Linked DNA regions of Mus musculus: all the other regions are linked to region 3. The links are chromatin loops, found by intact Hi-C in ENCODE. Cell type or tissue: heart. All regions are shown on one strand.

Region 1 (8,000 bases), 58 kb before region 3:
CATCTTCATCTGCCAACTCATATCTATTCACCTTTCAAAGTTCCCTATGCAAATAATTGTTCTAACATGAACAAACTTATCAGGCAAAGGGTTAGCACCTAATTGTGCCACTTTCCTCTTCCTCAAAGGTGATCAGCCAGTATGCTCTTTCATATGGGCTACCTAACAGCTTTAAAAACACGCTCATCTCTCCATAATCCCCTAGTACCATCCTAGCACCTCTCCACCTATGTCTGTGGAGGTTAAGATGACTACCCAGCTTACCCTTTTATATTCCTTCCTCTGCTCCTTTCCTGCCAGCTCTGCACATTGCAATCAAAGGATTCACAGGTCAGTAACTCTTAGCTGTACTCACTATAAAATAAAGGCAACTGCACAGAGAAAGCTTTTCATCTCTTACCTAGTAACCCTCACCTTCCTACACATTCATACAAGTATCACACACAAACCACACACACCGATCTTAAGGTACACTGGAATCTTTCAGTCTTTTGTACCTTCCATGGGGTCTTCTATCTTCCCATGGATTCTATCATCTGCCCCCTCCTCTCTGGTTATGTGCTGTCTTCCTTTCTTCTTGTTGTGACGTGAATAAAAAATGTCCCTCATAGGTTCATGAATCTTTTAATGACTACATCTCTTTGGAAAGAAAAAGATTACCAAATTTTGATGCATGCTGTATATGGTGCTAGACAAACACCTCAAGGCTTCAAAGTGTAATAATAACTTACTAGCTCTGGGGAAGGATTAAATAGGATTATATGATAAAGATTCTAGCTCTGTGCTAGATATGTGATACCCTAATATTAAATATCACCTTTCACTCCCTTGATCCCTCATCTGATAACAAGAAATGAAAATGATCTCAAGAAGTAAACAAGTGATGTATTAAAAACAAGTGACCAAAATATAAATGGTAAGATCCCAGGATCCTGAGGAGTTCAAAAAAGTCATTAAGACTCTGAAGTGGCAGAATGACATAGTGGCATGTGCTCAGGAACAATGAAAGTACAAGGAGACAAGTGGTGCACAAATCTAGACTTTCTAGAATAGAGACACATCAGTCACAGTGAAGGCCACAGCACTTGGATAAGACCTCCTTGGGTTGCAGACAGAGGTGGGCGAGTAATGGAATGTGGGAAGTAGGTGTTCACTTGGTAGATGTAAAAACAGGAACAAAGGATGCAGGGGATTCCAAGAACCAGTGGGAGGCTATGTTGCCTGGGGCAGGTACTCACAGCAGACAAGGCTAGGAGAGCATTTCAGAACCAAGCATGTCAAGTCTTCTGTGTCAATAAATGGAATTTCAACGTTGCTCTTTAAAAAAAAAAACTGAAAATACACACAAGTACAAGTCTAGATGTGCTACAATCATCTCAAATATCTATTTAGAAAGAAGGTATGTAAATGTATAGATACTATTCCACAATTGAGCACCTATGCTTGCTGAAAAATAAGACATCAGGGAAGAAAGGAAGAAAGGGAGTAAGGAAAGAATGGCTCTTGGCAGACACTCTATACCTTATAAAGATTTATTGTTGGTGTGGATATGCAGATGCATATCTCTCTATCTTTGTTACTGTGCTATTGCTCCATGACCATCACAAAAGCAATTTATAGAAGAGTTTACTTTGGGATTATGGTTACAGAGGAGAAAAGTCCGTGACAGCAAAGTAGAAGTGGCAGGTAGCAAATGTTGGGAGCAGCAGCTAAGTGTTGATATCTCAAGTGGCAAGCAGGAAACAGAAAAGAGTTAACTTGAAATAGTTCAAGGCTTTGAGAATTTCAAAGCTAGTTGCTAATAGTATACCTCCTCCAACAAGACCACACCTCCTAGTCCTTCCCAAACATTTCCATCAACTTAGAAATAGAAAAAATAAAGGAGAGTTGTCTTGAAACAATGGTAATGGGAGAGATTTAATAAATGGAAATGACAGAAACTGCCATTTTTGTATGCACACGTTATGTAAGGAGGGATGAAAGAGAACAGAAGTGAAAATAGGTGGAGAGGAAAGGAACATGTATGTGAGTGAGGAGAGAGAGGGTGGGAAATGGATTTCTAGATAGTGTTTTTTTAATTGGGCCCTGCCAATATCTATTCAGCCTGTATTAATTCCAGGAATCTTGGAAGGAATCTTCCAGGGACTTTCAGACCTTGAGAAACATCTGCACAGAATTGACACCTTCCAGTTCCTAATAGGTTTTAAACAGGGTGTCATCATGTCAACAATTGACAGGTCTGATGTTTAAAGTGATTTGTTATCAATGTCATCTGTGCAGTAAGATTGTAATGTTTGAAAGGTATCAACCCCGCTCAGGGAAATGGAACAGAATAACACACAGGGGTGTCTCAGGTAGCATTGGAACTGTATCTTGAAGAGTATCAGATTAAAGAAAGGCTTGTAACCCAGCAGTGGTGGCGCACACCTTTAATCCCAGCATTTGGGAGACAGAGACAGGCGGATTTCTGAGTTCGAGGTCAGCCTGGTTTACAGAGTGAGTTCCAGGACAGCCAAGGCTACACAGAGAAACCCTGTCTCGGAAAAAGGAAAGAAAGAAAGAAAGAAAGAGAAGAAAGAAAGAAAGAAAGAAAGAAAGAAAGAAAGAAAGAAAGAAAGAAAGAAAGAAAGAAAGAAAGAGAAGAAAGAAAGAAAGAAAGAAAGAAAGAAAGAAAGAAAGAAAGAAAGAAAGAAAAGCGAAGAGAAGAGAAGAAAGAAAGAAAGAAAGAAAGAAAGAAAGAAAGGAAGGAAACAAAAAGAAAGAGGGAGGGAAGGAGGGAGGGAGGAAGGAAGGAAGGAAGGAAGGAAGGAAGAAAGAAAGAAAGAAAGAAAGAAAGAAAGAAAGAAAGAAAGAAAGAAAGAAAAAAGAAAGGCACTGTAGCAAAGGAAGCAGGGTATTGAGTAAAGAAAGCCCTGAGATAGAAGGCCTAATGATTCCACCAATGGTGAAAGACTTCAGGGCTGGAATGCAAAAAACCTCTGGAAACTCCAGGAGACTGCAGTAGAGAGATGAGTTCTCTCCCTCACAGGACTGAAGCCGAGAGAAGAGGGGAGGACCTAGATAAATATAGGAATTTATATACACATGAATTTTGAAGGTGTTAAGAAATGGCACTCACACCCTAGTTATGCCACACATGTCTGATTCTGTGACACCAGACAACTTTATTTAACCTTACTTTCAACTTCTAAAATAAATAATAAGAAGGCTTGGCTCAAACACCAGCAACTGGCCAAATGTGAAACCCTGCAAAGTCCTAGATGGTTTTAGCTTCTTTTCATTGCCTTTTCAAGCTTCTCTTCCAACCACTTGCTTCAATTCCTCTGCCCAAAATGACCAGTATCAGTTTGTATTGGTCATGATTTCTTTGGGAGAATACTTCATTTTAAATTACTGATCCCGCTGCCACCTCAAATCTCTGCATATCTATTTGTGCCTATCTCACAGCTACATACATCGCCACAAGTCCTTGCTGTTTTGTCCCTGTAGGTTTGAAACCAGGCTACCTTTTGCCCCTAGATCAACCTACACTCTCTAATTCCCATGGCCACCAAGTATATACCAAGCTTCTACTGTAGTGTGTGGGTAAAAGAATGTGTGAGGTTCCTTTGAGAGTCTGACTATTGTTTGCCGGACCTGGGAACCTCCTCCAATCTCAGCATCTATCCTCCCTCCTCTCAGCCCAAACTGCTTCCTGTCAATCATCCTGGAACACTGAGTGCCTGTGGGACAATTTTGTCTACAGGATGTTTGTCTGAAGGCAATGCCTTGCCAAGACTCAAAGCTCAAGGCTTCCGCTGACAATCCAAACACCACCAGAGTAAGAAAAGGGGTAAGCCCTTGGGCAGTTCTTTTAATGCCAAATAAGGTCTACTTATATTCAAAAATAGCAACAGGTTATCTGAGCTTCAGGACTCCAAAGGTTAGAAAATCTGGTCTTTTAAACCCTGAGCCCCAGAGAATTAAAATAGAGATTTCCAAGAGTGGATACTAAAAGCACATCCTTAAAACACCATTAGCATATCTTCTAGTGCATTTCCATTAGTGATCAACTCCTATCTTTATTAAAAAAAAACCTCAACTGGACTGTTCCAAGGATAGATAACTAACTATTAAATCATGAAGTAAAAGCATTTGCAAGATATATAGGTAGAAACCCAAGGTGTTCCGCCAAAGCTAAGGACAGGCCCAACAATGTGGAGTCACAAGATAAGTTCCTGAAATCATTTCCAAATTTGTGTGTTATCTAAGAAATGTTGGATCTTCACTGATTAGGAGGCTCACTCCTAAAGCAAGAAAGGTTGAAAAATGGCTTTAACATTGTGATATGTGTTCCTTAGGAAATCTATAAGCATTGTCCTGTATATAAGCAATCAAGAGTCTTCAATTGTCCAAGTCACTCAGTAGTTTCTGACAGGTTACTTGAGGGTTCTTGATGCCTTTATCCTATAGTATCCAAGCAATTTCTAAACAGGGATTTTTGAACCTCTATGTGCTTATCAGTTCATAGTCATAGTCTACAGTTCTGAGTAACTGACCATTATAATCTCTATGATGTTAATTTTCCCTGTGAAAATGGATCACAAATTTCATTATATTGTCACAAAGTATAAAAGAGACCAAGTGGGAAACATACTTATCACATCAGAGGTATTCAATAAGTGGGAACTTAAGAGAATGCCAAAGGCAGGAGAAATAATGTTAAAACGGGTTTTGAAGTGGATCTGTTGGCCACTTTCAACCTCTTTAAGCGAGAAGTTGTAGTTCTCATATGTGAAAGCAAGTCACACACAATTTCAGTTGAAACTGTTTACAGCTGAGATAGATAAAGATGATCCAAATGCATGATGGATCTGGATGTGGATACATGCATGCAGCAATCATGGAAACATTTGGAAGGGAAAGAGAAAGTTAGTGGCCAGCCTGTGCTATGTAGTAAAACACTTCCTCCATACAATCAAATAAATGTACTACATAAATGACCCTAATTAACAATATGAACTAACCAGTACCCCCCAGAGCTTGTGTCTCTAGTTGCATATGTATCAGAGGATGGCCTAGTCGGCCATCAATGGGATGAGAGGCCCTTGGTCTTGCGAAGATTATATGCCCCAGTATAGGGGAATGCTGTCCAGGAAACTGGAGTGGGTGGGTTGGGGAGCAGGGCGGGGGGGAGGGTATAGGGGACTTTTGGAGAGGAAACTAGGAAAGGGGATAGCAGTGAAATGTAAACGAAGAAAATATCTAATAAATAAAAAATTAATGTTGAAAAAAACAAAAATAAATGACCCTACTTTTAAGACTCATTCATCAAACGGGATACATACTCCTGAGCAGAAATAAGAACAAAAACTACAATAGCTGCTTTTCCTCTGGAGCATTAATAGATACCATCTGCAGGCTTACATTGTCCTGCGGAGGACAAGCTGATGGTACCAGGTAGGTAATAAGTTTATGCCACTCATTTAACTTCTGGCTTGATCTCAATGTGTTGCTCAATTGCTCCTCAAGAAAACCCATGTCTGGCTTATTACAAGAACTTGTTTCATCTGTTTCCCGTATGAATCTGTGTCACAGAAGACAGAGTTTCAGAAAGTTGATTAAACTGAGCAACGGGAGGCTCTGAATTAGTAGGCTATGTAGAAGAGGAAATCATGTCACTTTAACGTTAAAATAATACCAGTTAGAACTAGTTTTATCACTTTTCATGTATTAGATTGCTAGGGGAAAATTAACCTAGGGCACTGGAGGATACAAGGATAAGATCACACATAGGCAGCATACAGTGGTGGTAGTAAAAACTCAGGGAAGACTTTTAAAACCAGTCCAAAAATCTGTAGCAGAATCATTCAAATAGTATGAAAAATTGGGGCCCAGCAGTTTTCAGTGCTGGGTTATCTTATGATGTAAGTAGAACTACCTCCAAAGGTCCATAGAGAGGACTACTCCTCAGATTGCCATAATGATAAGAGGCCAATTAACATGGAAATACACCTATGTTTAGTGTCTTAGTGTAGCACAGTAAAAAATAATACTTAAGTAAACCGGGATATCAACATACATTTCAGAGCCATTGGGAATCATATTTTCAAAGAGTATTTTGTAGCATGGAAAAATAACAACGATACAAGCTAACCCGGAAAACAAACCAGGATATCACAGTTACTTGAATGTGCTCTGTAATACATCATGAATTCTTGTATTGTGTTGGGGGTGTGGCTAAGCAATAAACATTCATATCAGGAAAAGTAACCTCACATTCACAGCTAAGCTGTTAAGGCAGCCAATACCAAAGCAACGGTGTTTTTGAAATCCAAGAGTCACCTTGTCCCTTTTCCTGCTGCTACCACAAATGTAAAGGTACAAGCTAGAAGAGAGCTAGGGTGTGGAGGGAAAATGGCTGCTTTCCTCCCCTTGCTGGGGTCCATATTGCTTTATCAAAGCAAACTGCAAAGTGTCCTGAAGCCATATGGGAGATGTACTCCTTCCCAGCTGCAAAGGGAACATTTGTAGAACAGAAAACACCAGAAATCACAATACATCCTTAGTCATAGCAAAATGGAAAGCACATAAAATATTTAAAACCTGAAGTGGAGATTTCATTTTAAAACATTTTAATTGCCAGAACAGAGCTGTTGAAACTCTTTTAGAACTCAGAGATGAGCAGCAGTTGGGAGGGAAGTGGAGGGGGGGGGGGTGGAAATGAAAGAATGAAAGAAAAAGAACAGCCGTTCCGTGAGAAAACCATTGCTTGCAAATGACAAAAAGAAATTGAGGGATTTTAGCTGAATTGTGTTTTGTTTCTTGTATAAGTTTTGGTGCAGTAAAATGTGGCACGTTTTGTACTGTATGTTCTTTCAGAAAAGCCAAACAAACCAACCATCGTGGTTTCGAAGGAACAAGGCCTCTCCTTTCTCATGTTTCAACTACGCAGCCTCCAGTTGGGCTGGGGACCGTATCATATATCATAAATCACTCTCTGATAGATATTTGGCAAGCAGTCAGCACCCCGGGCTATGCAACAACGTACAGTATGGAAAATTTTTAAGGTGGAATCTTGATTTTGTAACTTAAGGACTTAATAGCATCTCAAAACATTTTACTACTTCCTGGTACACACATACAAAAAGCCAGGGAAGCAAAATTCTCCATATGGTTTTTGGTTTTATAGGATATATACACAATAAGCTATACAACTGGAAACCTGGAGGCATATTCTCCTGTTGGTGTGACTCCAGTGAAAATGGAAACAGAAATTAGCGAGCGTGGTCCCAACCTAGCTCCTGAGACACTCACATCATCAGAACCGCTTGGAAATATCCCTCCACCCACAGTTAACTGCTCCACACTTCAGAATCCCCAGGAAGGGAGAAGATTTTACTGTAGGGTAATAATATGCTGTCAAAGGTACCATGAGGGATTTCAACAGGAATGGCTAGAAGCTGACAGGAGTCACTGAAATCCCCAGTAGGGCCTTTCCCCTGACTCCAGCTTAAATCCGGGTTTCTCAGGCCCCTGCACAGTCTCTCTCTTCCACCTTCTCAAATTCACATATTCTACTTCAGGCCTCTTTCAACAAATTATGCTTTTAAAAAAAAATGTATGCTACATTTAACCCCTAAATGACAGCGTTTATGAAACTCTAGGAGCTGATAGAGAGAATTCCTCAGCTCCCAGCCAAGTCATTGCCGGCTCTTCTGTACACAGAGGGGTTAACGCTGGGTGTTTGGACGTGCACGGGAATGTTCTCAGTGTTCCCAGGCAGAGAGAGGCTAAACAGAAAGAAGGGAAACTCAGACTGTGTGGTATGGCATTGTGCTCTCAAAAAAGAAAAAAATCAATGCATGAAAAACAAGAGAAAGAAACTGAATAAAGCTATATTGGAATTCAAAATAAATGCTGCTTTTTTGGTTGTTGTTGTTTTGTTGTTGCTTCAGTTGTTCACAAATTAGCCATAGTTGGAGCAACCTACATATAAAATGTATGATACTCTTGATTTA
Region 2 (8,000 bases), 130 kb after region 3:
CACTGCTACGCTGGTCCCTCTCCTGACATCTACATAGGCTTAACTGAGACTTAGTGCCGAAGGTTTAAGACTCCTTTTCAGTAAATAATCTGACTGGATTGCTGAGACAACAAGCAAGTTCATGTAGCTTTTGTTCAACATGGCTATCTCATCCTAAAAATATGACATACCAGTACCTGTGCAGGTGGAAGGGTTCTAACTTTAGTGGGTGGCTAATACTTCAGCCACCTTATGCTATGCCGATACCCAGAAGCATCACTTGGGCCTGAAAGGAACGGACGGGGGCAGGGGGCTTTACTATGGAGAGGAAGTCTAGAGCAGGACCAGAAGGAGCACCTGGCCTTAGTGCACACCACCACTCAATCTCCGGGCTGGAGCTCTGCAAACCTGAGACTTTTCTGCTGTTGCTCTTGTCTTATTTCAGAGTATCTGTGTGTGTGTTGGTTTGGATTTTTTTTCTAAAATAACTTCTATTAAATTTGTTCTTTGAAAATGTCAGACAAGTAGGTAAGTTATCCTGGGTACCCCCAACCCTCCTCTTAGCTCCCCCAGTCCATTCTCAATACCACGTCCTACCACCCCAACCTCCCAAACCTCTTCAGCCCAAGTACCCTTTCCCAAGTCTGTGGGTGTTATGGTTTTGTGGCCACTGTGATGATAGTTTCTATCCGCTGGAGTCTGCTACAGTGAGTACAAGGAATTTTGAATAACATTCAGACAAAAGCTAAATGCATTTTATTTAAGTTCACAACAAAGAATAACTAATTGATATCTTATTATTTCCTAAAAGGAACCTGAACTGCAATCCCAAGACTTGGCTAAACACTTGAAAACACATTTATAATGTACTGTTAATGAAAACCCAGGAATAACTATGTCTCCATCCATATTCCTGTAACAATGTTCCTTATAGAAACTCACACGTGTGGAAAAGACATGATCTTTCTATATAGAGCTATCTCCTAACAGCCTAAGTAAACTGTCAGTCTTATGAATTGATGGTTTTCTATAATGTTGATTATGGATTTTGTTTCCTACTGTACTCTTCAAGACTGACCGCAACAAAGAAGCCTCCTTCCACAGCTTCTTTCTGTCCTCCAGAGAAATTCACTCTTAATGTCACCCTGAAACCTCTGTCAGCGACCTCTCTAGTTTAGGATGGAAATTAAAACTGTCTGTTGCTTAAGTTATGTTATCAGAAGATTACACTACAACCAAATATTCTGACACAGTGAACATAAGTGAAACTGGACTGAAATGAGCCATCTTCATTTAGGCTTAGGACAGCATGGTATAATTGTATGTTCCCTTAGAATCCTGCCCGTCCATGTTGACTGACTCAAGAGGGGAGCCACCCCCCTCCCTTCATGAACCAGGCCGTGTCAGTCTTCACTTTGCGGCTAGGATTAAATCCCAGGGCATTTTACATCCTATTTAATGAACGAGGAGACGTTTTTCCGTACGGTGTCATTGTTTCGCTACTTCCCATGTTTATTTGGACAGATTCATAGCACTGGGTAGGAAATGTATTGGATGGCAACTTCAGTTTTGGAAGAGAAAGTAAACACATGCTGATTAGCAAACAGTAAGCTCTACTGGGTTTAATTTTGGCTTCTCTTAAAAAAAAAAATCCAGTATTTGGTGTGTGTTCCAAGTAGGAGCGTTTGTCCTCGAGTTCTCTCCTAGCCCCTTCCTGGAGAACATCCAGATTTTCCCCTCTCCCTCTCTCTCCCTCTCTCCTCCCCCCTCCCCCCTTCCATCTCCCCTCTCCCCTTCTCCCTAGTCCCCTCTCCCCCCTCCCACCTCCTTATCTCCTATATACCCTCACACTGGAAAACGCACTTCGGCCTATGCTATCCTCTTGGCAGAGACTTGCTAGGCAGCCCAACAGTAGGGCCACTGACCCATACACCACACTGTAGGCTACGGACCACATAGACAGAAGAAATTCTTTCCAGACTGAATAAGTTCAAAGGTTTAAAATAAAATCACAGTTCTGAAAGTTCTAGAAAGAAACTATCATGTCTGAGAAAAGACACTGGTTATTATGACAACATACAGCTTCCATTTCTCATTTGTCTCGTCTTCTGACTTTACTGTGCCTGCCCCAACCCCCAAGTTCTATTCTGCATGTTGCACATGCTCAACTGTCTTTTACTCCTCCCTTGCAAAACCATTCCAAGCATTATCACTGAAAACGTGCCCAGGGACAGAGCACACAAGAAAAACCATGGGCCCAGAGAGATGCACCATCCACTGTACACACTATCTTTCGTTACCCCTGTACTGTTTCTCAGAACATTAAGTTGGTATTTTGCCTTTTCACTACACAGAATTACTCCTCATAACTAGACCTCCAGAATGCTTCTGAGTGTGCAAATCGTTGTTTCCACATATAAGATGGGAAACTAAGTCATCCTGAAGTGCAGCAATGCCTGGAATGGCCCAAGAGAAGAAGCTAGCACCATCTGTTGATGGCCCACAGTGGGTCTTCATTTATTCAGATCTCCTGTTTTCCTCCAAGTTCTAGGCACAGACAGATATGAATTCTACTATATTTGAGGCCTTGGAATAAAGAGCACAAAATGACTCAAGCTCTAACCCCTCATGAGGCTAACACTCTAGCAAGCCTCAGGAACAGTAATAAAGACCGAAATTCGTATCGCATGAGAGGTAGTTCCAGGGCAACCAGTTTGGGAGGTGGGAGAGGAATGACAAAGAGATATGAGACTCTGTAGGCACAGGTAACTTGGACAGACTTGGGACAAAATAAGGAAGCAAGAGGAATCTGCAACTCTCCAGGGAAAGAGAGATTCCAGAACACAAACACCAGAGACCCATGAATGCTAGATGGTGGTGACATGGTCAGTTTCAGTGTAACATAAGAAAGCAGGCAACATTGTAACAGAGCTTAGGCAAACTGTTGCAGAAGAGGTAAGATGGGGCCAAGCTGTAAGGTACCTAGAAGTCATGGTTATATGTTGAAGCTGCAACCACGTAGGAATTTGCTAGCAAGCGATAGGTATGTGCATTCACTACACTGTATAATAAGCATTCAAAATCCTCTGCCTTAGAAGCAATGAAAGTCTCTCTCTACTTCCCCTGCCTCATAGAAGCTCTAAGTGCACAAGCAGGGGCCCCGGAACTAGATCTGTATACTCTCTGGAACACTTTCACACTGCACTGCTCTGTGCAGGGCAATACAAAGGGGTTGTTAGAGAGCATCTAGTACTGAAGGGCCACCGAAAGCATTTCCTTCTGCAAAGCCCTGCAGCCTAGGCCCACATCCGCCTGGGCCAATCCATTTGCTCTCAAACAAAGGTAGGAAATGGCTGCATCCTCGTATTTCATTGTGGGCTCATGAGTCAGGGCTTTGGAATTGGTGTCTTTGGGAGTGAGTGTCTATTCACCACGTCTCTTGCCACAAGGGGAAGAAAGCACAGATAAACAATAACACAGTTTCACCCAACTGAAATAGCAACCCATGGACTTCTCAAAAATAAACCAAGTTCAGTTCCTGGTTTCTTTTCTTTCCCTCTCTCTATTGGTTCTTAATCCTCAGTCCCCATTCCCCTTGTTTCCCAAACAACCTGAGGTCAGTTAGTGGTGAAAGTCCATCAAGGGATAAGTATTGTGAAGCTGTTGAGTTATATAGCACAGCTTTTAATAAGAAAGGATGTTACTGCTGATTGTTCAAGTATGCTAACGAACGCATCCCATTAACAGGCATCGTAAGAAATCTCCTTAAAATGCAAAATAAATCTCAATCATTTAACAAGTTATTGTCAGAGTGCTACAGAGAAGAACATTAATTTATCTTTAAAAACTTTTATTTACACAGAGAGCAAGACAAGAAAACCATGTCTCTCTCTCTCTCTCTCTCTCTCTCTCTCTCTCTCTCTCTCTCTCTCTCTCCCTCTGTGTGTGTGTGTGTGTGTGTGTGTGTGTGTGTGTGTATGTGTGTGTGTGTGTACAAGCAACTGTACACACATCAAGAGTGCTGCCATTCTAAATCTACAGGTGCAGGTCAATAGACCTATAAGCAATTGTTATCAGGAAAAGGTATGACTCATAGGTGGTCAGTGTACCCTCCCCCCATTTCTGGTGAAAGTTAAAAAGACAATTGCTTTTTTATGTAATCTAACATCACACGCCCGTGGTTAACTAAGATAGAAATGGAAGGAAGAGACAAAGAAGACAGTTCTAATGAGAATGGGAAGGAGCCTGTGTCCTAACCTCAGACATGTAAATGCTAGGTGTGGTCTCTACAGCTGCAATTCCAGCTCTGGGGAGGATCAGGCAGGAGCATCCTCAGTTTCAAGTCAGCCTGAGATATATAGTAAGAAACCAGCCCCCTAAACTCCAAAAAAAGGTGCATAAGCCTAGCCATCCAAACATCTGTTAAATTACTTCTATGATGGCATCCATGTGGTCAGTGCAGCATGACCACAACACATCAGCGTGATTATGAAAAAAGAAGTTTAGCAACAGGATATTTCTACCCGAGAAAGTATAAACTCTCTTCCAAATATTGGAGAGATCTGGTGTTTTCTACCCGGGCAGAATGGATTGTGAAAACAATGAAAAATATTCTCTAGAGAAGCAGAATGGAGAAGTTTATGTGCTACGAGAGTATTCACTCCACTCTCCCAGCCTAGAAATAAACTGCGAGACGGTCGGTGGCAGGAACGAAGAAGAATATGATCTTGAAAGGGGATAGGGGAAAACGGCGATTACAAAACAGGAATGCAGTTCTCACTCCTATTCGCGTTTGTCTTTCCATCACAAACTAGACTTACAAGTTTATGACTCTCCATATTGACACCTTTTCAAATAATATGCTGGACAAGTTATAAAGTCTCATCACACGTATAAATTCTGAATATCAATGATCATGTGTAGCCTTGGAAATATTTTAAATTTCCTTCAACAAAGCTGGGGCTAATACTTGGCGATTTTCTAAGAGACTGGACTGCCCCACTGAGGACAATAACCCACTGCAGACTTTGCTGGGCATGTGTGAGCCACTCTTCTACCTAGTTCTCTATTCAGACATGTAGAATGCTTCCATTTTGAAGCATATGGCTGGGGAGTCAAAAGAATTTAAATTGCCTTCAAAATGTGCATCGCATTATAAATGGTGCGAAAAAAGATCTCACTATTCAGCTCTCAACTTGGAGCATAAAGCATAGAAGCAACACAAGACTGCTTCAAACTTTGTCCAAAAACTCAACAGCTTCACTTGTTTATAGAGAGACAAAAGTATGCAACACAGTTTATAAAACAAGAACGATACACTGTATGCAAAAGTAAAGTTAAAAGCAAAGTATAGTAACAGCCCTATCTCATCACAAACACTTGGCAGCCTGTCTAAAGTACTATGGTCAAAAACATGATACCGTCTGTGTTGTACTTCTGCCAGAAAGCACTCCCGAAGTCGCAGTCTCTTTAGCCATCATCGCCACCTCATTTGGCAACCTCTCCCAAGCCTCAGTTCATCTACTCAAAATCACCCCTTAGAAACACAGAAGGCAGACAGAGCGTTCTCCTCGATCCACAGTCGGCAAGTCGAGTGGCTTTGGCCAGGGCATAGTAAGATACAGTTCTGAAGTGAGAAAGCCAGGACCAACTCTTCTTTATCCTCAAAGTCTCTCTGTGCATCAAGTTGAGCAGGGACACCTTCCACTAGGGATGCTCAACACTAGGGATCAGTCCAAAGGCTTTCTCTCAACCAGCAGAAAAAGAAGGCCACGTGGGTGGTGCACACAGAGACCAAATACACTTCCAGGAGATGAGGGCCAGATATACTGGGCCATTCCCTGCCCATTCTCTGTTTTCAGAGCTGAGCTACTGAACTATGAACACGGTATCTGTACTTCTACCTACATGTTTCTACAGTACCAGGTTGATACTAAAAACGAGACAAGTCAGGAATGCTAACCAAGCCCTGGGTAATAGGTAGATAAATACAATTTCTTCTTTTTGTTTTGTTTTGTTTTGTTTTTCCAAGACAGGGTTTCTCTGTAGCCCTGGCTGTCCTAGAACTCACTCTGTAGGCCACATTGACCTCGAACTCAGAAATCCGCCTGCCTCTGCCTCCCAAGTGCTAGGATTAAAGGTGTGCGCCACCACTGCCCAGCGATAAATACAGTTTCTAAATATCAGCATTTCTGGGTCCACATGGCACTGGTAACTAGGATATGGTGGTGTGCAACAGGCAAATATAAATGTGGTGAAGGACAGATGAGTGATGGGCAGGGACCAGCTGCATGAGTTATTAATTTTCACTGGGCATGAAAAGATTGGCTCCCAGGTTCTCCTGCAATCCCATGCCTCCTAAGGAACATATTACATAATTCAAAAACACAGATCTTCTCATCGTAAGTTTACAGCTTGCCATATTTCCCAGAACATAAACAATAATTAACAACAAATTTCATAGTTCTCCCCCCTCTTTTCTTCAAGAAACCTTCCACTTTGAAATGTAGATACAGAAGCGTCTCTTGGATCAGCGCCCATAAACATACGCTTTCAAAGGAATAATATGTACAGGTTAGTCTGCTGTGTACCAGATGTAAGAAAAGCCAAATTCAAAAACAAAAATATCAGCATTCAGCAGAGAAATAAAATTTAAATTAAATCCCATTCTTCCTCTCCTTATAGATGCAGAATCTAAAAGAAAAAAAAATCACAACTGGAATTGTTAAACTTGTTTCCTGCAGAAGAAAAAAGTTCAGCTTGGCACAAGACTCCATTCTTCATATACATTAGAATATAAGCTATGGCCACACGATCCTGAATGCACCCAATCTCCTCTGATCTCAGAAGCTAAGCAGGGTCGAACTTGGTTCATACTTTGACCAAGTAAGATGGTCATTTTTAAACTGGTCTCTTTGACTGGACTTCTACCACACGCTGGTATTTAAAGAGAATTTTTAGGAAAAGACTAGAACATTCCAAATGCAGAGCTTATCAGGAAATTCAGGCAGGGAAGATAAAAAGCTATAATGTTCATATCGGTATCAGGTCTTGAATATGGAAAAACTCTATGAAGATTAAAAAATTCAAATTCTCTGCAATTATAACTGGTGAGTCCTAATTTATCAGAGTGTTTGGAATGCAAAATGAGCACATTATCTGTACGTTGCCAGAACTGATATATCCTCTTAGATGCAAGGACATGCATGAGAGTACTATAAACATACTACAAATACCCACGAGCTGAAGGAAACTGGGGAGTCCAAAGCTGAGGCTGCACTCCTGATTCTCCTACGTCCCTCCAAGAACTTGGCCAGAGTTACCAGTGAGGTCCGGGAAGGAGCAGCAGACTGGGGCTTTGGACCACCCGTGCTTAACCTTTGCGGGGCCTCATGATCTTTCTCCGTGTTGTATACATCAGAGATGTCACTGGAGCGAAAGCCAAGTTTTAATTTAGAATTTAATAAAAATTGATTAAGCATCACAGAGCAGAGACAAAGCTGCTCCATAAATCTCCCGGCCCTTTTTGTGCTAGGAAGAAAGCAAGTACTGTCTGCTGAAGCAGATGACAGATGCTGGCTTAAAGATAAGTATTATTTATACTTCTCTACCAGATTTCTTCTTATGCATATCTTATCATGCATGGGTATATGATCAACAAAGAAATTATTTTATATCAGTCAAGCACGTTTGCATGTGCTCTTCCCTCCATGGGAATGGCTTTAAAGAGTTCATTCAAGCTCAGAGTTCAATTAAAGCAAGATGGAGGAGAAGGGAAGTTTTAAAAGAAAAATAAACATTCAAATGGTTGTTCCTTGAAATGCACTTTTACACAGAGGCTAATGAATATATATGCACCGAAAATAACTTTGTTCTGAACATATGCCTATGCATTTTAAATAAATGATGCATGTTTGAAAGATAGGAGCGTTTACCAAATCTAAACACATCAAGATATAGCTATATTAAACCGAAGTTATTTGTATAGTATGTTGGTTAGGAGACAGTACCTTGAAAGGAAT
Region 3 (8,000 bases):
CTGGTGAACATAAGATTCCATCTTTGGTGTTTTATCTATGAACTCCTGAAATGGCCATCAGTATCCCCTCTCATGTGGAAAGAAAGGCCAATCTCTCTCATGTAGCCCCGGATACTAATTATTTTGTCTGTGTCTCGTGGGCATTTCACTATGCAACATTGCTTTCTGACAAAGTCACATGTCAGTCCAACCTTGGAAAGGACTTTTGGGACAGAACTTTCTTAAGGTATTTGCTTCAGGAGACAATGAATTCGCCATAATGCCACACAAACTATATCATAACCTAGATAATGTTGACATGGGGACTTGTGCACTGAGTGGATTGTCAGAGGCAACAGACCTCAAAGTCTCTAGATCTGTCTTCTTGGGAAGCAAAAAGAAGTTCCCCCGTAACACTGCAGTGAGCACTATGAGGGAAAGTGATTTGAAACTCTCAAGAAACTTGCGATGTACTTAGTAATACAGCACAAGGGTTTGGTAGATTTATACATAGTCCAACCATGCCTTTAAAACTCACTCTATGTCTACTTCTTAATCTGGATAAACCCAAGTTGTTCCACTAACAGAGTGAATAGATTCTTTATCTCTCAAAGAAAGAGAACAAAACAGCAGTGAGTGCCGAAACAACATCTGTTGGTCATTACAAAAATAAATAAATAAATTCATCCTGTGACAGTGGCTTCAAGGCCAAAAGTGATTGGTTCTTTGGCTTTTAACACAATTACCTACCAGAACCACAGGGTGTCAAGTAAACATAGATGAAGTCATTAAGTTGAGGCAGGAACCAAAGTAACACACTTCACCTATTAGTCTTAGGTCATTAAAACAGTGAGAGGTATTGGAAGAATGGCTCAATCCACGTAACTACTAATCAGTGCTCATTTCAGAATGAATTAAGCATTCCAATATTAGGTCATAGAATGTCAGCATTCTAATTATACTAATACTGTCCAGGGGAATCACACTATTGGCCATTTAGACTGATGGACTGATTTTCCTTCAAGGATTATAGGAACTCTTTTAAGAAACCTGAGCAATACTAAGTAATAGAGAACAAAGATTTGTTAGGTTTATACAAAGTCTGTTGTATAATTAAAGTAGCCATATTGTTAACAGATAGTGGTGGGAGCCTGAAGACCACAGAAAATGGTAATTTAGAAAAATTTGCTTTCAATTACTTTGCACCAGTTTCAGGTGTTACCTGTTATTCTTTTGGCCAAAGGACATTTTTGATAAATTACTAACATGCTGGTTTTAATATCTTTTCCAAAAACATGCAGGAAGGAATTTTCTCTGCTAAAGCAAAAAAAAAAAGTCTGAAAGAATTGGCTCAGGTATGTTAGTTAAGTCTAGATATACTATCTTGCATCTTAACTAGCTGCTTGCTTTCTTGTGAAAAACAACTCATTCACATCAGTGGACAGAATAAATGAGCATGCTTCAGGTTGAATCTATTAATATATTAGAACAAAGAAGACGGCATCCGATCAATAGCACTTACACAGCATGAGTGATTTGCTATACATGGTCTATGTGATTGACCTACCTTAAGGTTTTTCATCCTAACAACCAACATTCATGCTTAGTTTATGGATGAGGAAATTGAAGCCTGAAGTCTTGCCCAACTGTACACTGTATTAGGTAGCAGAAGCCCAGGTCTTAGCCACAGGATTGGAGCCCTGGAATCTGCATTCTTACCCATACTCTTTACTTCAACTCTCTGTGAAAAACATTTCAATTTCCTGTTCCTATATTTGTACTGCAGGTGAATTATAAATGATATCCAATGGCTTATGGCTGACACTTAGATGCATGAGATCTCCTGAACAAGAATAATTCCACATTAGTAACTGTAATTGATTTATCCAATGTTAGTTGCTTTCCAACTGAAAATAATATGTGCCTTTGTTTTGTGTGTGTGCAGATGTGGATGTATGACAGTAATTTGCTTTTGAGCCCCCTTTTACAAGGGGCCAGAGTGAAAGTGAATTATACTACATGCTTTATAGAGGTCCTGGATTTCTTTGATTTATTTTTCCCATTTTTAATGATCATTATCGCCATATGAATGATCCTATTTGCATGCAAGATGATTTCTAATGATTATAACTATTTGTAATAGTCTGCATCAGAAAGCCCCCTCGCTAGCTCTTACCTGCTCTGCAAAGGGCCCCAGTGGGCTCTCTGGGAAACACCAAATATCATAAACTGCAGGTGGCTCATAGAATGAATCTAACTGCAAGCAATAGCACTTCATAGTAATGAAAGAGAAGTGTATTTATTTCTTAACTAAGTAGGTAAATAGCCTTCTTTATTGTTAATCCTTGGGGAGCCACACTTTTGAAAATAACATCAAATGGGAGGCTGTCAAACCTCATTGGTTTATAGTCAATTGTTTCAGACGGCTTTGCTTCTGGGGGACGCTGGATCAAGGGTTCATTGTAGCACGCATTAGTGAAAGTATTTTCCAAATTTAAAAAAAAAAGGGGGTATCATATACCAGTGAAGTACTGCATCTGCAAAAGACGACACGCAATAGTGACTTCACATGGGGACAGCGCAGCTGTCTAGGGAACCAGATCATTGCTACCCTTTGCTTTTACTATAGAGGCTTCCTTCCACACATGATGTTAGAAGGCCCTTCAACAAGGGAACCCAGGCACTTCAAAAGTCACAAAAACTTACTTGCTTACAACAGTCAAATGTAAATAAGATTTAAAGGGCAATCCTTCCCCTCAATCAGGAAATTAAGCATATTTTTTAAAGATTTGATTTTGCTCATATTTTAGAGCTAAAAAACCTATGATAGAAAATTATGAAGTTGTTAACTACAAATCAATTACAAGACACCCGTGCATGCATACACACACACACACACACACACACACACACACACAGACACACACACTTATGAAGCTACCGGATGTTATTGCCAATTAAAATATAAAAACATACAGGCCAACTGTAGTCATTTACTCCTCCCAGACCATGCCACAGGGAAGCCCACATGTTGATTTCCAGCCTTTCTCTAGTCTGTATTCCTCTCCACCCCTGGGCTTCTTTTCAATGCTATTGTTACAAGGGTTACTGCTCCTCTTATTTGCATAAGTGATTCTTCAACTACAGACATTTCCCTACCAAAAAAAAAAAAACTCCGGTTCTCCAAAATAGTGCTTTTCACAGAAAGGCTCCCCAAAGGCATACTAAATGAAAGAGAAATGTGAGTTTGTATAAAAGCCAGGAGACTCTTTCACAAATGATTTTTCTTAAAAGCAAATACTAGTATTATTTTTACAGTTTTGCTTCTAAAGAAGAGGACTTGTTTATACCAGATTTCTGAAGAGTAAGATGTCAAGGAGTTAACAATTATATTTATGACATTGGCCCTTTCACTGTGTTCACATATGCAGAGAGCTCCCAGAACGAAGAAAATAGGAGAGGAAACTCTATTTCTACACTTTCTGATATGCAACATAAATATTATTATTCCCCATGTGGAAATTCAACAGGCTTTTGTCTTTACTGCTGTAGCATTTCCTATAAAAATACATTCATTTCTAGGCTCTATTATTTAAATATGACCTGATTCACAGTACACCTAGTTCCAGCTCCTTGATCACAACAATGAAGTGATGGTGTGTGGGCCGCAATGGAGCTGACTTCCTCAGCAGAGAGTGTGCGTGTTTACACGGTGCTTTGCATAAACCATCTTCAAACAAGGTCAGCATTTAGCACACTTCCTTTAGCTGCAAAAGGGTTAACCAGTAAGGTTTGCATTTTGAGAATGTTCTGAATCCTGCTCCTCCCTCTCTGGCTCTGCTGCCAAAAACCATCTGACAGGAAACGGAAGATTAAGTTTGTCCTACCTAGGCGAACAAAGAGTGCTCTGAACGAGCTCCCACTTCACTGCAGAGCGGGAACTTTTCTAATCCCGCTGGAATCTGCAGCGCTGCTCTGAAAGTACCATGGAGAAAGTTGTTCTCTTTCCTCTAACATCTTGTCCCTGGATCATCTCGCTTTGGCCACACTGTCCATCCAAAAGGGTTGACGGGAAAGCTCCAGACATAATCATGTGGAAAATGGACATTATTGATTCCTATGGCCCATTGTTCCCCCATGCTAAGTCCCTGAAGTTCAAGTTCAATCTGGAATTACATCATGTCTGGTTTCTCCTGGTTACCAGACGGCTTGAGACGTGACCACAGCTACAGAAAAAACAAACAGCCTTCTTCACGCTTCGGCTCCCCTATCGATTCAAACGTAAACTTTTTTTCTTTCTCTCAAGTATGCTTCAAGTATGGAGCATGGTTAATTTAGAGATTAAGTTCCAAATTAGATTATCTAATGGCATCTTAATGGATTGCTGACCCATTTCCTGTGGGATGGCAGCATGCAAGTCTGGCTGGAATACAATTAATTTCTTAGGAAGTGTTCTGAAGAGTTTGTCTAGATAAAAAGGAAACGGCCAGTTGGACAAATCTCTCTTTATAAATGGAGAAAGGTAGGCGAAAATGATGTCTCAACACTGCTTCCAATAGCCAGATCAGAGACAGAGACACTGTGTGTGTGTGTGTGTGTGTGTGTGTGTGTGTGTGTGTGTGTGTGTGTGAGCGAGTGAGTGAAAACCATTTCGGATAATCTGAATAAAATACTACCGCCTTCAGTTTTGCTCTCCCAACAGGTGCAAATGATGCTGATGAGGACAGAAAGTCACTGCTTTCACGAGACTATTCAAAGCAAAGGATGACAACAGCAGCTGCCCTGGTACCAAACCCTGCTCAGATGCAACCTTAGATTTCATAATTCTCAGCCTTGAACCAAGGACTCACCTATGCCACCTAGCTTGTCAGCATTTCTATTAGTCCTGGAGTGGTGCTAGGGCCCCAGGATGCTGTATAAAAATGTGAACACTTTAGAGCCAACAGCTGAAAAGAAGATTCAGAGATGGGAATCCAGCTTCCCCTCCTCCCCCCAGCCCCCCAAACACACACACACACACCACCACCACCATCCCAAGGAACTTCAGAAACAACCCAGCTGCCCCGGACTGCAGTTTTGTGTCAAGATAAGAAATCCTGAGCAGGAAATGCTAACCTAGGAGACATGCCAGGATAGTCTAAATAATGCTGAAGTAAACAGTAGCTTAATTCTATAGGAACAGGACTGTCCACATACATGCATCGCATGTGACACTTACCTGTCTACATAAACGTACACGTGTGAATGCAGTTTGCAACCTACTGAAAATTATCTTTAAGTTTTTGGTTTTTAGTCTTTCGATAGAGAACATACATTTTATAAAGAAAAGCAGTGTTTCACAATAACTACTGAGCATGCCATGCACACGGCTGCCCCTTTGCTTTGCCCTCCCCCTGACCAGCCAGATCCAAATAACCTTTACTGGCTGCTAAACTTCTCTTGGGAAATCAAGCAACTCTCTGGAATTGCAGTAATAAACGACAATTTCTTACAAAAACACGTGTAAAGTAATGGCAGGATGAAGCATTCAACTCAAAGAGAGGAACTGGGAACACATGGAACATGGAAAACCACTGATAAAAGTCTCTTTGGTGCCATTCAATTATGGCATCATAAGCAGGAAAAAAAAAATCCTCCCAATTATTTCAGTCAAATCTTCATTTCTTCATTATTTCAGGGGCTGAGCAAATGGTTCGTGTAAACATATCCTTCTGTAACACACTCGTGTTTATTTTAGCCATCTGAAGGCTTCTTCTGTTTATATAAGCCATCAAACACATACAACTACTCACTTGTGGCTTTGCGTTTTCTTAAAGGGGTGGAAGGGCGAGAAGGGAAGAGGAAACGGTCAATCCAGCGTCTCTTTTGCATAAATCACCCATCCAGTGTTTCAAAATAACTTATATTTTTATTATTCTCAGATTGTCCTCCAGCGTTCTTTTTGCATTCGATTACACTGTCCCTTCGTATCTGAGAGTGCCAGAGTCAGGCTAGGGTCTAAAGAGAGCAAGTAACTGTTCTGTGTTCACACCCACACAACTCACGTGTGCAAAAACAACAGAACTTGTGCATGGATGGAAGAGGAAAAGAACAGTTGCAGTGCCTTGCCATCACCTATAGTCCTCCTAGAAGGTGAATCCACCGACAGACAAGGAAGCGAGACCTTCAGCATTTTATTCTGCATCAACCCTACCAAGGAAGCATTTGCTTAGGCGGGAAATGTCACTCTCTCTAGATTTCAGTAAGCCCTTACTTAGCTTTGTGATTGTATATGCCTGCAACACACACAAAGCGGGAGGGGGAGGGAGACTGATTCACACATGCTAAGTTCGAAGCAAGAAAACCCCTGAAGATTGTAACCTAGAAGGTCAGTGGAAGCTTGACCCAAGAGTCAGCTTTGGTGCCGGAGGGGGTTTCTGAGCTGGGGTTGGATGTGGCAGGCAGATAGCTCTCTAGCTCACACAGGATGCACACAGTTCCTGTCATTTCAACCCTCCAAAGAAGCTGCATTTGATAGGGAAGCATGTCGAGGGGGCAAGTGGTCCAGGCAAGAAAGAAAGCAGAGAGGACAAACCAGGTGGCAGCACGCACAATTCCAACAAAAGAAAGCAAATCCAAATGCCTGCTTTGCTCTGGCCTTCCTATGGACAGCAGTGCTCTCAGCCTTCCTAAGGCTGTGACCCCTCTTATACAGTTCCTCATGTTATGTTGCCCCTACCCATAATATTACTTTCACTGCTACTTCATAACTGTAACTTTGCTACTGTAGTGAATTGTAATGTAAATATCTGATATACAGGATATCTGATATGCAACTCCCAAAGGGGTCACAACCCATATAGGTTGTGATCTCCAGTCTCCATGATTACCTTTATGCATAAACATTTGTGCACGTGTGTGTGTGAGTGTGTGTGTGTATAAAACAACAAAAATCAAAGAAAAAGAGGCTATCAATGAGAGTAGAGGACCATGGGGGACTGGAGAGTGGGTAGCTGGGAGAGGCTGGAGGGAAAGAAGGAAAAAGGAAAGTGATCTAGTTCTATTTTAAGTCAAAATATAATCATCAACAACAACAACCATGAGAAAAACAACGAGGAGTTACCACAACAAGCATGAACTATGGCCTGTTCTTTATCTACCATATTAAAGCTCAGTCATTCATGCCTCTGGCTGAAAAATCCGCTCTTTCCCTAATATTGTCCTACTACTAAGATGACTCTACACCTTCGGTTGTCCCAGTCTCTCTTGAAAGTGACAGTGGTACAGGCAGTTAGGATTTGTCTTCTCAGTATTCTATCTAGAAATGAAAATCCATCAAGTTTTAAAAACAACTTCAGGGCACCATTTATAAATCATGTGTAGGCCAACTTGTCCCAAACTCGAGACTCGCCTGCCTCAGCCTCCTCCATGCTGGGACTAAAAGCAAGCTCCACCACATCCTGCAGTCATGTCTGTCTTTGAGAATGGTAGCAAAGCAAAGCAGATTGCTGTCTCATCTGTCCACACTTATTTTGAACTGTGATGTACAGACTCAAAATTGCTGTGAGTGTGACCAAGACAGTACTTAGGACAGCCCCAACCCTGCCCCTGACTCAGTGAGTCCCTGCAGAATGTATAGATACACCTGAAACGCCAACTATGTCCCTTCTTGAAGCGTGGCAAGAAGAGCAGATGCAACCCAGAGAGAACTCCCAGTCTTTGCTGGTCAGTCAGGCCATCTCACATGGTTATCCACTAATTCAATGGAAGATTAGTATCCTCAGAGAAGGAGAATAAATGAAATCAATAAATTCTGGTAGTCCTCCTCCTCGCTGATTCATTATGATCTGAAGCTGCTTGCCCACATCAACTTTCTTGATGAGAATGGGAGCTTCAAGATGAACAGTGCTTCTGCAAGGGCTGTCAGTGACTGTGGTCACTCTTTCCCGTGTGTGGGTTATCTTTTCTTTTGGGGTACACCAAGTTCTGATTCCAGAACTACTCACCCCAAATCACCAAAGTTTCACATCACTTTGGTTTCA

Evidence for each region. Hi-C counts contacts between places; a loop is a spot of excess contacts. Peaks named below come from ENCODE experiments on the same cell type or tissue, not always from the same donor. Only the 100,000 strongest peaks of a DNase experiment are listed, where the experiment ranks them.
Region 1: it touches region 3 in a loop (4-fold over the local background); 2 of 42 quality-filtered maps call a loop at or near these places.
Region 2: it touches region 3 in a loop (1.9-fold over the local background); 3 of 42 quality-filtered maps call a loop at or near these places.

What each region holds. Positions count from the first base shown.
Region 1 is chr4:82,242,741-82,250,740 of GRCm38, forward strand. No RefSeq gene overlaps it. Among named protein-coding and RNA genes, the nearest start is that of Gm11264, 180 kb to the left of the region's middle. In heart, no CTCF peak of the experiment used is centred here; a DNase peak (open chromatin) is centred at 3,791; H3K27ac peaks cover 1,916 bases.
Region 2 is chr4:82,432,633-82,440,632 of GRCm38, forward strand. All of the region lies in intron 2 of Nfib (nuclear factor I/B), which reads right to left. Among named protein-coding and RNA genes, the nearest start is that of Nfib, 69 kb to the right of the region's middle. In heart, a CTCF peak has its summit at 3,421; DNase peaks (open chromatin) are centred at 1,409, 3,319 and 5,619; H3K27ac peaks cover 2,549 bases.
Region 3 is chr4:82,300,550-82,308,549 of GRCm38, forward strand. All of the region lies in intron 11 of Nfib (nuclear factor I/B), which reads right to left. Among named protein-coding and RNA genes, the nearest start is that of Nfib, 200 kb to the right of the region's middle. In heart, no CTCF peak of the experiment used is centred here; a DNase peak (open chromatin) is centred at 3,932; H3K27ac peaks cover 2,961 bases.